2 separate regions of the Homo sapiens genome follow, and region 2 is linked to region 1. A link is a contact called in ENCODE Hi-C or POLR2A ChIA-PET data. All regions are on one chromosome and are shown on one strand. The core of a region is the stretch at or near the end of the contact, and the rest is flanking DNA. Distances in the headings are between cores, read along the strand shown.

What was found. Hi-C counts contacts between places; a loop is a spot of excess contacts on that map. ChIA-PET counts read pairs that join two places held with the same protein, here RNA polymerase II (POLR2A). Pooled maps may share reads with other maps.
Region 2: a loop to region 1 is called in a pooled map, with 1.9 times the contacts of the local background. The contact joins two enhancer-like sites. A Hi-C loop is called at or near these places in 6 of 168 maps with a recorded cell type or tissue (B cell, CD4-positive, alpha-beta T cell, CD8-positive, alpha-beta T cell and 3 more), 1 of 37 single-sample maps with no recorded cell type and 8 of 50 pooled maps. POLR2A ChIA-PET finds 5 or more read pairs at or near these places in 7 of 52 experiments (B cell, CD4-positive, alpha-beta T cell, activated CD4-positive, alpha-beta T cell and 2 more).

The regions. Positions count from the first base shown.
Region 1 is chr2:113,962,881-113,969,791 of GRCh38, forward strand. It overlaps a transcript of LINC01191 not described here. Among named protein-coding and RNA genes, the nearest start is that of LINC01191, 13 kb to the right of the region's middle. RefSeq lists an enhancer at 3,952-4,246. Within about 2 kb of position 2,936, at least 2 of the 41 ENCODE cell types and tissues checked have a DNase peak (open chromatin) inside an H3K27ac peak, as active enhancers do; they include B cell, where a contact is called at or near this core.
Region 2 is chr2:113,917,652-113,925,152 of GRCh38, forward strand. The region is part of intron 3 of ACTR3 (actin related protein 3); the gene reads left to right. Among named protein-coding and RNA genes, the nearest start is that of ACTR3-AS1, 30 kb to the left of the region's middle. Within about 2 kb of position 6,105, at least 3 of the 41 ENCODE cell types and tissues checked have a DNase peak (open chromatin) inside an H3K27ac peak, as active enhancers do; they include B cell, where a contact is called at or near this core.

The sequences.
Region 1 (6,911 bases), core at 1,686-4,185:
GGGAGAGAAGACTGAAGGATATCTGACACCTTCAAACACACCCTCAAACACAAACATTGGCTAAAAAAGTTGATGCAGTTCAGGGTGAAATCACACACATGATTGACATAAATAACATTGTGGAAAAGTGACTTTGCAAAGACCACACAGGTAGTTGCAGAATAGAACTTACTGGTTATAATTTTTTTGATATTTTACTGAATAGCATATGGTTTATTAAATTTTTTTCAAAATTAATTTGGCAACATTTCTTAGCTTCTCTGACTCATTCTATTGGGAAAGCTGATAGCAAGATTCCTGTGCTAGACTACTAGAGGGAGGTATCAGATGACCAAGTCATGTCTGATACTATAGTTACCAGATAGTTACCAGGCTAATGTGCTGAACTAAGGAAGGAGCCTAAAACTCAGCAGTCTTTTTGAGATTGGATTGGACTTTATGAATAGGCAATGAGCTCTTAAAAACGACATTCCATATACAGAAAAACTATGGGGATTTCAGACTGCCTAATTTAGCTTCTCCACGGGGCATACTTGAGGTCGTTCACATTTTGGCTATGTATCTCCACATTGGTGCTAAGTTTGTGTACCTCGTTTCTGATTTCACTAATGCTGAAAGTTCAACTTGCCAGTGACCTAAGTGGATCTTTTATGAATTAGAAAGTACCTCACTTGGCTTTTGAAGACTGGTAAAACATTTTTAGGCTACAAATAAAAGGGAAGTTTGTAATGATGTTATAAAATACAATGCTTGGCATGTGGCAGATGCTTAAACATTTGTTGAATAAAGTTATCTTCCTTTTAAGATGGTCCATTGAAAAAATGGAGCAGCCGTTATATGTCTATATATGTTTTAATGACCTCAAGCTCAGAGATCTGCTAGTGATCTCACCTTTAGATAACATCTGAGTTGAATGTCTGTGGAGTCCCCTGCCACTGGTATATCTCAAAAGAAATAGCATTATTTGGTCTGGGCAGTACTGTCTTTGTCTATTTATCTATCTTCACCTCTATAAAGTGGGAGGTTGCAACTCTGTGGGCAGTATTCCTCAGGGCACTAGAACAATGAATGAAATGGTGTTACGTATTTTCCCCTCAAGGAGAAATGACTTCTTAAACCCCAAGTGGAAGATTTTTCATTCCGTCATTAGTATTCTAGTATTCTTTTTGAAATTGAAGTAGCAACATGCCTTTGACCTGTTTCACAAAGTTGACAAACGACTTTTTGAGACATTTAGCCAAGAGATGGAAGGAGTGGCAGATGTGGCTTCTGAGCTTACTCCTTCCGTCCACCCACTAGATGTCTCTCTTTTCTGCCCTTATCTGTAAGTGAATATATTTAAATAAGGCTTGCTATTAAAATCAAATTGAATCTGGACTATGGAAATAATGCATTTCATTTTCTTATTTAAAGCATGCCATTTTCAGTAATATACCCATGACTTGAGTAAAACCAAAGATGTTCTTTAGGGTATGACAGTAATTTGCAGTGGGATTTATTTATCAGCAGTATTGATTTGGAACATTCTATATGCTAAGCACTCTTCAAGATGCTGGGGGTAGTGGTGAATGAAATACGTGATTTTTGCATTCTGGAACTTTAAAAGTATATTCAAGCTACAGCAAAGTAACGTTAAAATTTCAAAATCAGAAATAAGATTGTTTACATTCTTGCATTAATGAAATCCAGGAGAGGTAAAGGATTGAGTAACATTCTAAGATTTATTTTTTTTTGCCCTTGAAATTCTCTTTTTACAGTACTTGCTAGTGTTCTCTACATTTTTTTAAGGTTAGACTTTGTACAGTTTCTCCAGTTGAAAAGATGCGAAGTTAATTGCATAATTACTGAAACGTAAGACATGTTCATCCCTTAATATTACATTACACATACATGATAACTGGCTTTAATTCATCGTGCAGATTTGAGGCACTCATAAACTGGCCCTACATTTGTCCATTGAAAATATATGTACTATAAATGAAGGTTTCTTCCCTGGAAGAGAAAGTTCAGAAACTGTTTCCATATTTGCAACATGTGATCTAGAACTACATAAGTGGTACGTTTTTCATGTTTCAATCTGAATCCTAAGTGATGGCATGGATTGGTTTAACCAGTTGCTCTGTATTATTTTAGCATAGAACTGACCATTGGCATCCCGCTCCCAAGATAATTTTCCTAAGGTGAGCTTTACCATGGAAGAAGATTGTGATTTTGATTTTATATCCCAAAATATATTTACTCAAAGTATGCTTTCCTCTGTATCCTAATAATTTAAGTTGGCTATTTTCCACAGAAAATTTCAATAACTTAAAAATGCTCAAAGTTATAAAATTACCTTAAGAACGAACTCAAAATGTATGGTGTTCTGAGGTCCAGGCGTTATGTGCTCGGGGTCCCTTACATCCTTGGCTAGATCATTACCCTTTCCAAAGTAGCTGGCCTCCTTGGGCTTATTATAAACTTACAAATGAGCAACTATAGAAGGAAGTAAAGTTCCTTAAGAAAGTGGATGCGGGCCATTTTAGCTTAAGTAGTAAGCAAACGAGCTGAAGCTACACTTATCAAGAAAGCAAACAGCTTTCTTCCATGTGCTGCCAAATTCTTTTAGAGTATCCTTATAAAACCTGCAAAATGGACTCAAAATTTATAGCTTAAAGCTAACACTTATAAAGAAGATCCGCATCCCAGGTTGTGAGTTTTGGGGATAGCACTTCAGAATGAGATAAAAGCTGCTTGAGGTTAGATACATATGAAGGCTTGTAAATATTTTGAAAAATGGAATTAATATGTGTTCTGGCAGCACAAAAGTCTTTTAGGTAGCCTTGAGTTATTTTAGAGTGAGGGAGCTTTCCCTTCACATCTCATTGTGCCAAGTAGGACTCCTGCTCTAAGATGTCTTACACACCTGGCTCTAAGCAGCAGCTGTAGTAATGCATATGTGATGTCGCTGCTGACCTCAAGAGGGGGCTCCACACATTGAGTAAAAACAAAGCAATCTTACATGGAGAGGCCTTCCTGACACTTGTCATCACTGCTGCCTTTGAATGTGTACCTTAGTGTCATCTCTGAGATAAGGGCCAGTTCTAATACATGTGGCTGATCAACAGGACATGGTTGAATACTTGGTAAGGACTTCTCTTTAGGAATGGTTTTCATGTATTAATCTAGTTTTAATTAATCTAAACATTGATGAACTTGATTATATTTTGGTGCAGAGCTGAACTGCTTTATCAGATGGGAAGTTTTGTCTCATGTTCACTAAATCCAAGTAAGTTTACCCTAGAATTATTAAAAACAGAGAGAAGTTCTAGTTTCATGTCTTTCACGCTTCTGAACAACAACTTTTTGTGCTATCTGTTCTCTGATTTACACCCACCAGACTAATTTACAAACAACTCCTTGCAGTGTATTAACGTTTCATGATGAGATGAAGTGGAAAGTGTTCTATGACACAAAAGCCCTTTACTCAAGGGGTACCGCAGGGTTGAGAAAAGCTTTCCACTCCAAATGGTGTCATTATGTTCTCTATAATGGGTGCGATTGTTTAATAATGACATATTTGAGCTGAGATGATTGAACATACATTATTTGAGTAATAAAAACTCAATAGGCTATGCCTTTTTAAGCAGTTAATGTATGCCTAGGGTAAGATAAGACAGAAAAGCCTCGTTGTCATCCTCCATAAAAAGAGCAAAATCTTAAAGGTGCAGGTTTGAAAGTATATTTCTGTAAACGGGATTTACACAGAAGGCTATCCTGTGTGCATAGCTGTTTCCTTTGAAAAGTTCCCTTTGTAGGAGCAACTTTGTTGAATAGATTCCTATTGAAATCCTATTAAAATAATGGTTTTTTTCCAGCTGAGGAGGATTGGCTTGCCTTCAGTTTTGCAAGTGGGAAGCTCTTCTAATTTTAGGAGAGCTCCCTAACCTGCCACTTGACCTAACCTCTTTAGGTTGATGAACTTGAAATACTGCTGCTTCTTGGTAATCAGGTTCAGTCCAAAATTTTTTTCTAAGTATGTACCATATAAGAGACACTGTGCCAGACCTTGGCGGGAATACAGTGTACTTTGTATTTACAGTCTCGCATGGAGACAGCCCTGAATATTACTAACCAAAATGCAGGACAGTGTGTGTTTAGTGTTGTAACGGAAGTGAGTAAGTAAAAATTAACTCAGACTGAGGAAGTATAAATCTGTCTTGTCCTTCATCACACACAGATAAAGCCAGGAGACAATATTTCTCCCAAGGACCTGCTACAGCTATAACCTGTCATAACTCCCTTCGAGTGACTATTTCCCTTCTTACTCGCTGAGAAACTTTCTTCTCTAAAATCACAGACTATCAGAAAATCTACGGTTGAAAGTTCTATCAGTAAGAATGAAACATCCCACTTTTACATAATTCACTTTGACAGAGAGAAGCAGCCTTGATTCCCAAAGGAAATGCAGAACTTCAGATAAGGACTTCTTGGACACACATTCCACATCTATCTTAACTATAGTTTCCATGGATACAGGATCCTAGGCCCACTTGCACACCTGATCCCTTTAGACACAGCCCTGCTTTGTTCTGAGCCTATGGAAATGCTGATTCATTTGAATTTTACCCTACCCTTAAATCTTAATTTCTGTGGTTCCTCTGTGTATAGTTTCCTTCATGATAATGGGTCATCTTTGTCAGACTATAGGTTTGTTAACAGTATTTGATACTGCAGACATGAGACCACGAAAACTGTATTGATTTTTTTATTTCAGTAATTCTCAATTTAGCATTATATATGTGTGTGTATTTACATAATATGTAACATATATCCCTTTATCCTGTTTTTTCCACTTTTAATGGTTTTGCCTTTTTTTTTCCTTTTTTTTTTCTTTTTTTCTTTTTTTTGAGACAGAGTCTTGCTCTATCACCCAGGCTTGAGTGCAGTGGCTTGATCTCACCCCATTGCAACCTCTGCCTCCTGGGTTCAAGTGATTCTTGTGCCTCAGTCTCCTGAGTAGCTGGAATTACAGGCATGCACCACCACACCCAGCTAATTTTTGTACTTTAGAGACGGGGTTTCAACATATTGGCCAGGCTTGTCTCGAACTCCTGACCTTAAGGGATCTGCCCAACTCTGCCTCCCAAAGTGCAGGGATTACAAGCGTGAGCCACCGTGCCCAGCCAGTTCCACCTGATTTTTAAAATTGCGTTGGCCAGCATTGGACACACAGTAAATGTTTAATAAATACTTTCCACGTTGAATCAAAGAAGTTTCCTATCTTAGCTATTTCCTTGAAACTTTCCTGAAGTTTGAAACCTAACAGATCATCAGTGACGTCCTCATCACAGTTTCACCTCTGCCTAATAAAGCACAAATTACTCTTAAGCAGTGAGGCGCTGTGCAGTTGAAGCCTTTTATAACTCCATTTGTCTGCAGTCACCTAAATGTCAGTGGACAGATGTGTTTGTCATAGTGTGTGATAAGTGCAAATAACCCTTGTTAGTAGTGTCATTAGAGGTGAAATAGATGCATAGGAACTAAGAGGTCATAAGCTGTCAGGTTTTACTCTAAGGAAATATAGAATGTCATTTGCACCTGAAAATGTGCAGAAGTAAATGGACAATTCTTCACCCCAATCTGTTTTTCAAAGCTTTGCATGTTTACATTTGTTCATCCACTACCTTAGTCACAGCATAGTGAAATAAACCATAAATTAAAAATAGCTCAGCGTACCACTGAAGAATCAATAGATCTGAATATAGTAGCGTAGAAAAAGCTTCGGTTTACTGGATGTACCTTCAAGGTGGACCATACCCTTTAGGTAGAGGATTAGTGGAGAACAGAAATCTCTGCCTCTCTATGGCTAGAAGTGGATCTATGTCATTGACCTACCTACAGTGGCACTTTTCCTTACTTGAAAGTTGGGTATACAGTGACCTCACCTACTCATAGAACCTGCAAAAGTGGGAATTAATAGAAAAAGGCTTTTGAGTAGCCAAAAAGGATTTGATAAAGTTAATATTCTAAGTTAGCCTGTTCTCTTACCACATAGTATGTCTCCTCAGTTCTTGTTTGCTTGATGCAAAGTTCTGAAGCTTAGTGACAAGGGACTTACCTTTGTCCCTGTTCCTACATCCTTCTAGGCTCTAACTGGTTTGATGAAGCGTGAGTAGCTCAGAGATATACATGCCAAGAACGGCCTGGAACAGTTTTATTGCCCCTCCCCTGCCCAACTCATTGAAGGAAACAGGAGGGAGTGAACCCGTCTCTTCTGCTGAATCCATTGCAGTCCACTTTTTTGTGTTCTAATGAGTATATTAAAATTGCAGTCTGAAGTCATTTCAGAGCTCCTATCCTTTACTACAAGCTGACTTAGGTGGGACTGCTCCAGCAACTTGGGGCTAAGAGGCACAGGGTCTGACTTCTCTCCCTGCTTCCCTACTCCTGCTCCATTAAGGGTGAGAGGTTGGGGAGTTTGCTGTCCTCTCTGTGATGACTTGTTGCTGCCAATCTGATTCCTAATGCTGTAGATTTATTAAGGCTAGATGGTGGAAGATTGGGCCCTGATGACAACGGAGCCATCCTGGGTTCCTCTGACCGTGATGAACCTCCTGGGAGAGGCAGCCACAGCTGAAGCACACACAGCTCCCTTCTGCTGTGGCAGCCCCACGAGCCTGCAAACCCCCATCTCATCACAGCCTCGGTTCTCAGCTCTGAGGCTGGCCAGACCTCCAACTGGTGGGTAAAACGCAGACATTTCCAAACACCAGGAAATATTTTCTTGGGTGGGTGGGAGTTGGGGGACAAACTGAATTTCTCCCTTGGACCATGAGAAGGAGAGAGAACCATTCTTGAGAAGAAAATTATTGTGAGGTGGTAACGCTCTCTCCCTCTGCAGCTGTCTTTATTGCCCCAGTTGGGAAACA
Region 2 (7,501 bases), core at 4,855-7,354, 42 kb before region 1:
TTGCAAATATCCTCCTTTGTACTTCTTCCCTTCTCATAATTTATTCATTAATGAACAACTACCATGTGTAAAATACTTTGCCATGTATCGTGAGTAAAATGGTGTATAAAAAAATTTCCCCGACTGCAAGGCTATTATAATGTGGTGGAAAGGAAGACATTGAAGAAATAATTACAAGTGTGTTGGGGGTTAGAAGAAGGGAAACACACACACAGTGCTCTGTGCATGTATCACAGGAGTAGCTAACCTAGTGTGGGGAATCAGGAATGTCCTCGAGGAGTAAATCTTTAAGCTGAGGCTTGAAGAATAAAATAGGAGTTAGCTGCTGAGGTGGGCAGGCTGAGTTGTTTTAGGTAGAGAAACCAATATATGAAAAGGCTTTACAGTATGAGAGGGACTAGAAGTGCATGACCAATATGCCTGAAGCATGGAGAACGAGGTGGAAAGAAGTGAGGAGGCTGTATAGGTAGGCAGGAAAGAGCACTGAATATGTTGTTAGACCATGTTAAAGAATTTGAACCCTATCCTATTGGCAACATTAATGAGTATACCTAGAGGAATAATTTTTGCACTTAAAGTGCAAATATTGGAATCTGCCTGTTTGAACTTGAATCCTGTCTGTGCTAATTTCTAACTTTGTGATATCATTCAGTGACTTAACCTTTCTGAATTTTGATTTCTTCGTCTGTAAAATGGAGATATTATTAGTACTTGAAGATTTTTTTCTTTTCTTTCTTTTTTTTTTTTTTTAAGACAAAGCCTCACTTTGTTACCCAGGATGGAGTTCAGTGGCATGAACATGACTCACTGCAGCCTTGAATATCCCAGGCTCAAGTGATCCTCCTACCTCAGCCTCCCAAGTAGCTTGGAATACAGATGCATGCCACTATGCCCAGCTAATTTTTTGTATTTTTGGTAGAGATGGAGTTTCATCATGTTGCCCAGGCTGGTCTTGAACTCCTGGGCTCAAGCAATTTGTCCCCTTGGCCTGCCAAAGTGCTGGGGTTATAGATGTGAGTTACCACGCCTGGGCCAGGATTGTTATAAGGCTTAAGGAGATGTGTATAAAGAAATTGTTATACTCTAGTGCTTTGAACATAATGGTTACTCAATATATGTTGGCTTATTTTACTTAGAAAAGATTACTCAGGCCACATAGACAATGAAGAGAAATTATTTGGGTAAGGTAAGCATGATTCTGGGAAAACCAGATAATTGACTATTGCTATAGTCTAAGCAAGAGATATTAGTGACGGCAGTGGGGATAGAAATGGAAATTGTGTAAGTGCAATCACACACACAGACATTTAACTTTTATTGTGGAAAACTTCACATGTCAAAGAACAGAAAATAATATAATGAACCCCCATGTGCCTATCATACAACTTTGGTGGTTATAATCTATGGACAATCTCATTTTGTCTATATAATCTTTCCACCCTCAACCTGCAATTATTTTAAAGTAAATTGTACATACTATTTCACTTAACAAATACTTAACTCTTAAATATGAAGGCTTTTAAAAAAGGTAAATATGACACCTTAATTTAGTATGCAGTTTCTTTATCTGATATCTAGTCATTGCTTAAATTTCTTTGATTATTTACTATATTGGTTATTCTGTTTGAATCAACATTAAAATGTGGTCTACTCATTGGATTTAGTTGATAAATCTCTTAAGTCTCTTTTTATCTATAGGTTATTTTCCCTGTGTGTTATGTTTCTTTTCTTTTTTGTTCTTGCCATTTATTTATGGAAAAAAACTTGAGATGTCTTGTAAAATTTCCTATATTCTAGGGATTCTGATTATTACATACTCATTGGGTCATTTAACATGGTACCCTACTTCCTATATTTACTTTTTTTTGTTGTAAATGGTAGTTAAATGTAAGTCTGATTAGATTTATGGGAGGTTTTTGTTTGTTTGTTTTGACAAGGAAAAAGTGGATAATTAAAGAGTAACAGGGCGTGATGAATGGGATATTGGTGATAAGCTAGATGTATCAATTGAGGGTAATTCCCAGCTCCGAGATAGTCTTATTTATCCCTTATCTGCTGAAATTGAGAATGTTAAAGGAAAAACATCTAAAAATTATTTTATTTTATTTTTAAGACAAGGTCTCAACTTTGTCACCTAGGTTGCAGTGCAGTGGCACAATCACAGCTCACTCACTGCAGCCTCAAACTTCTGGACTCAAGAGATTTTCACACTTCAGTCTCCTGAGTAGCTGGAACCACAGGCGTGTGCCACCATGCTTCGCTAATTTATTTTATTTTTATTTTTATTTTTGAGATGGAATCTTGCTCTGTCTCCCAGGCTGGAGTGCAGTGGCGTGATCTCACCTCACTGCATCCTCCACCTCCTGGGTTCAGGCGATTCTCCTGCTTCAGCCTCCTGAGTAGCTGGGATTACAGGCATGTGCCACCACGCCGGACTAATTTTTGTGTTTTTAGTAGAGATGGGGTTTCACCATTTGGCCAGCCTGGCCTTGAACTCCTGACTTCAGGTGATCTGCCCACCTTGGCCTCCCAAAGTGCTGGGATTACAGGTGTGAGCCACTGCGTCCGGCCTTTTATTTTATTTTTTATAGAGACAGGGTCTCCTTCTGTTGCCCATGCTCGTCTCAAACTCCTGGGCTCAAGTGACCCTCCCATGTTGGCCTCTCTCAAAGTGTGGGATTACAGGCATGAGCCACTGTGCCAGGCTTTTAAAAAAATTTTACTTGACATATAATAATTGTACATATTTATGGAGTATGTAGTGATATTTTGATATGTACAGTGTGTGGTGATCAAGTCAATGTAAGTAGCATATTCACCTCAAACACTTATTTTTTTGTGTTGAGAATATTCAGAATTCTCTGTTCTAACTATCTGAAAATATATAATAAATTAACTGTAGTCATCATATAGTGCTATAGAACACTAGAACTTATTCTTGCTATCCAGCTGTAATTTTGTATCCTTTATTCAAGCTCTCCCTATTCCCTTCTTTCCCCTACCCTTTCCAGCCTCTAGTAACCACTTTTCTACTCTCTACTTACATGAAGTCAATTTTTTTAGCTTTTGCACATGAATGAGAACATGCAATTTTTTATCTTTTAGTCCCTGGCTTATTTCACTTAATGTCCTTTGGGCTCATCTGTGTTGCCAGGAATGACAGGATTTCACTCTTTTTTTATGGTTGAATAGTATTGTGCATATATACTACACATATCCGTATGGACACTTAGGTTAATTTCATATTTTGGCTATTGTGAAGAGTACTGCAATAAACATGAGGGTGCAGGTATCTTTGATATAGTAATTTATTTTCCTTTGGGTATATACCCAATAGTAGGATGGCTGGATCATATGGTAGTTCTATTTGTGGTTTTTTGAGGAGCCTCTGTACTATGCTTTATAGTGGCTTTACCTATTAACATTCCCTCCACAGTATATATGAGTTCCCTTTTCTGCACATCCTTGCCAGCATTTGTGATTTTTTTTGTCTTTTGGGTAATAGCCATTCTAACTATGGTGAGACGGTATTTCTTTCTGGTTTTGATTTGCATTTTCCTGATGATTAGTCATGTTGGACGTTTTTTTCATGTATTTGTTGGCCGTTGATGTGACTTCTTTTGAGAAATGTCTATTTAGATTATTTGCCCTTTTAAAAAAATCAGTGTTTTTTTTTTTTTTTCTTGCTGTTGAATTGAATTCCTTATATATTCTGGATGTTAATCCTCTGTCAGATGTACAGTTTGCGGGCATTTTGACCCATTCCATAACTTGTATTTTCCCTCTGTTGATGGTTTTCCTCACAGAAGCATTTTAATTTAATATAATCCCATTTGTCTATTTTTGCTTTTGTTGCCTGTGCTTCTGAGGTCTTATTTGTAAAATCTTTTCCCGTACCAATGTTGTGAGAGGTTTCCCCTAAGTTTTCTTCTAGTACTTTTATAGTTTTGGGTCTTAGATTTAAATCTTTAATTCATTTTGAGTTGATTTTTGTATAAGGTGAGAGCTAGAGGTCTTGTTTCATAAGGAGAAACACTTTTGACTGGGTAGTGTAGAGAGGAGAAAATAAGTTTAATTTTGAACACATTGTGTTTGAGGTACTTGTGAGACGTCTGAGATTTTGTTAGAGTCAAATATGTGGATTTTGGAGGTAAGAAACAAGGCAGAGCTGGAGACAGAGATTCAGAAAGTGTCAGTTACCTTAGACGGGTTGACATTACCTAGGGGAACATATCACAGGGGAAGAGAACTAAGACAGAGCAGTGTGCCAGTTAGGTTTGAGTAGAGGAGGAAAAGTCTGCGAAAGAGACTGAGAATGCATGGGTAGATATGTAGAGGTAAACACTGTAGAATGGTGCTGAGATGAGCTAGAGCCCATAGATAATTTGCTGTCTTTCGCTACAAGGTGGTGATTTGTAACCTGAATGAGAATAGTTTTAGAAGAGTAGTTGGGCTAGATGAAAGTAGGCTTTTGAGTGATAGGCCAGGAAAAAAGTAACAGTAAGAGTACTGTTCATTGAGTTTCAATTGTGATTGGGAGGGAGAGAGAGATGAAGAGACACATTTCAACGTTAAGATGGAAGACATGTCTGAATGCTAATATGAAAGAACTATTAGAGATTAAAGTAACAGGAAAGATAAGGTATAATCAAGGTCTCTGAAAAAGCTGGAGGGATGAGATCCAGAACACAGATGACTGAATTGACATGCGGAATATCTTACATTATAATGGAAGTAAATGAGAAAAAAGGCTAAGTATGGAATCCATTTTACAGATTTGAATTCCTGACTGTTGGCTTCTGCTGCTTCTGCGAAATATGTGGTGGCATCATCTGCTGGTCATGGATGTGGGGAGAAGGTGAAATCTTAGCGGTAGGGGCGGCATTGACACTCGTCATTGTGAAGAGTAAAGAGGAACAGAGTAGAAGAGTAAAGGCTTGCCAGGCAAGGTTAGGTCCATTTGAGAATAATGACTATGAATTCTTAGTCTTTAGCACCCTAGTGCAAATGCTTCTGCGGTATAATCAGCATTCTGGATATAGGCAAGTTTATGTTAGGGATATATGCTGGGTTGGATTTTGGTAGACAGGATGAAAAAAGAACATGTGAAATAAAGGTGATGGGTCAAAATCTAGACTGTGTATATTGATGGCTAGGGAATAATTAAAGCAACCAGTGGACCAAAAGTCTTAATTGGTGTTCAGAAGAGATCTCTTGAGGTGGTTGAGTATGCTAGAATAATAAGAGGTTGTGATCAGAGAAGGGTATACCTGCATTTCAGCGATTGAGAGGTGATAGTGATGATGATATAAGATCTATACTGTGGCCAAAATGGAAAAGAGATACCACTGAAAGTGATGAAGTCAGTCAGTCGAGAGGCCAGAGTTCCTTTCCACTGATTCTGTCCACTCATTTTAAACGCATTTTTAAGTCTTCTAAGTGCTACTAACAAACCAGAACAAAACTTCTCTCAATCTTTATTCCTACCTTCTGTCCTCAGCAATTTAGCTATTTTTCTCTTTCCTTTTAAAACGACACTTCTTAGTGAGTCTCAAGATATTTGATATGCTCTTTGTTAAATCCAATTATATGTAACAGTTTTCATCCTTCTTGATTTGTCTTTCTTTTGCAGGATTACTCTAATGGTTATCTTCCTAACATGGAATATTTGTTTGTTTGTTTGTTTGTTTGTTTGTTTGTTTTTGAGACGGAGCCTGGCTCTGTCGCCCAGGCTAGAGTGCAGTGGCGCGATCTCAGCTCACTGCAGCCTCGACTTCGGGTTCATGCCATTCTCCTGCCTCAGCCTCCCAAGTAGTTGGGACTACAGGCGCCCACCACCGTGCCCGGCTAATTTTTTATATTTTTAGTAGAGATGGGGTTTCACCGTGTTAGCCAGGATGGTCTCAATCTCCTGACCTCGTGATCTGCCTGCCTCGGCCTCCCAAAGTGCTGGGATTACAGGCATGAGCCACTGTGCCCGGCCTGTTTTGTTTGTTTTTATTTGTTGTTTCTATTGTCACTGATTTCTCCTTTACCCACTACTCAAACGTTGGTTTCTCTAGGCACTGCTTTCAGTTCTCCTTTTTTTTTTTTTTCTCTTCTCATAAAATGGGGTGACTCAATGTTTTATTCTTTCATTAAAGACTTTCTCTAGGTGATCTCCTCCATTCCTTTGTCTGCAACCACAGACCAGATCTCTACTTTCAGTTCCTTGACTACATCTTCACCTACCTATTTCCTGGCTCTTGAGTTTTAGTATATCTAAAACAAAACGTATTATATATACTCCACTCTTGTTTATTCCAAGATCAGACAAAACACAATTTTTATGTTTTGATTAATGGATCTGGTCCATCCTAACTTCAAAGCTGGAAACCTGTTGGCATCTTCTGACTTTTTTCTCTTTTTTTTTTTTTTTTTGAGACAGGTGTCTTGCCCTGTTGCCCATGTTGGAATGCAGTGGTGAGATCTTGGCTCACTGCAAGACCCTCCACAATCACTTTGACCCTCTGGGCTCAAGTGATTCTTCCACCTCAGCCTCCTGAGTAGCGGGGACTACAGGTGTGTGCCACCACACCTGGCTAATTAAAAATTTTTTTTTTTTTTGTAGAGACAGGGTCTCACTACGTTGCCTAGGCTGGTCTCAAACTCCTGGGCTCAAGCCATCCTCTCACCTTGGCCTCCCAAAGTGCTGGGATTATAGGTATGAGCCACCATGCCCAGCCCTTTCTTATTCTTATTGACTGAGAAATCTTCAATGTGGCCCCTTGTCGTCCATACCACTATTGGTACTCTTGTTCTCACTTGGTTCTGTTAAGCTTCATTTGAGCTTTCCCAATGCTGCTATAATAGTCTTCCTAAAAATTAAAGCTGTTCTTATTCCCCTGCTTAAAAATTTCTCTGCTGTTTTATTTCTTATAGAATAAAACCTAAATAAAAGGAAAATTTTTGAGAATCTAGTCCCTTTGATCTAGAACTGGTATATCTCTCTACGCACCTTCAAATCTTTTGGCACATAAATTTCTCATTGATAACTTCAGTTTTGTTTTTGTATACCATGCAGTGTTTGTCTTTCTATACATCTTTTTCTGTTCTCCACAAGTTCCTCCATACCTCTCATTCCCCTGCCAAAAAAAAAGCCAGAAAGCAGAACTGAGTTAAGACCCGGCTTAGATATGACCTCCTCAGCGAAACCTTTTCTCTCACAAAACAAGGTGGTCATCTTATTCAAGGAACTATTTATTTATTTATTTATTTATTTATTTGACAGAGTGTTACTCTGTTGCCCAGGCTGGAGTGGAGTGATGTGATCTTGGCCTACTGCAACCTCTGACTCCTGGGTTCAAGAGATTCTCCTGCCTCAGCCTCCCCAGTAGCTGGGATTATAGGTGCCTGCCACCATGCCTGACTGATTTTTGTATTTTCAGTGGAGATGGGGCTTCACCATATTGGCCAGGCTGGTCTTGAACTCCTGACCTCAAATGATCCACCCACCTCAACC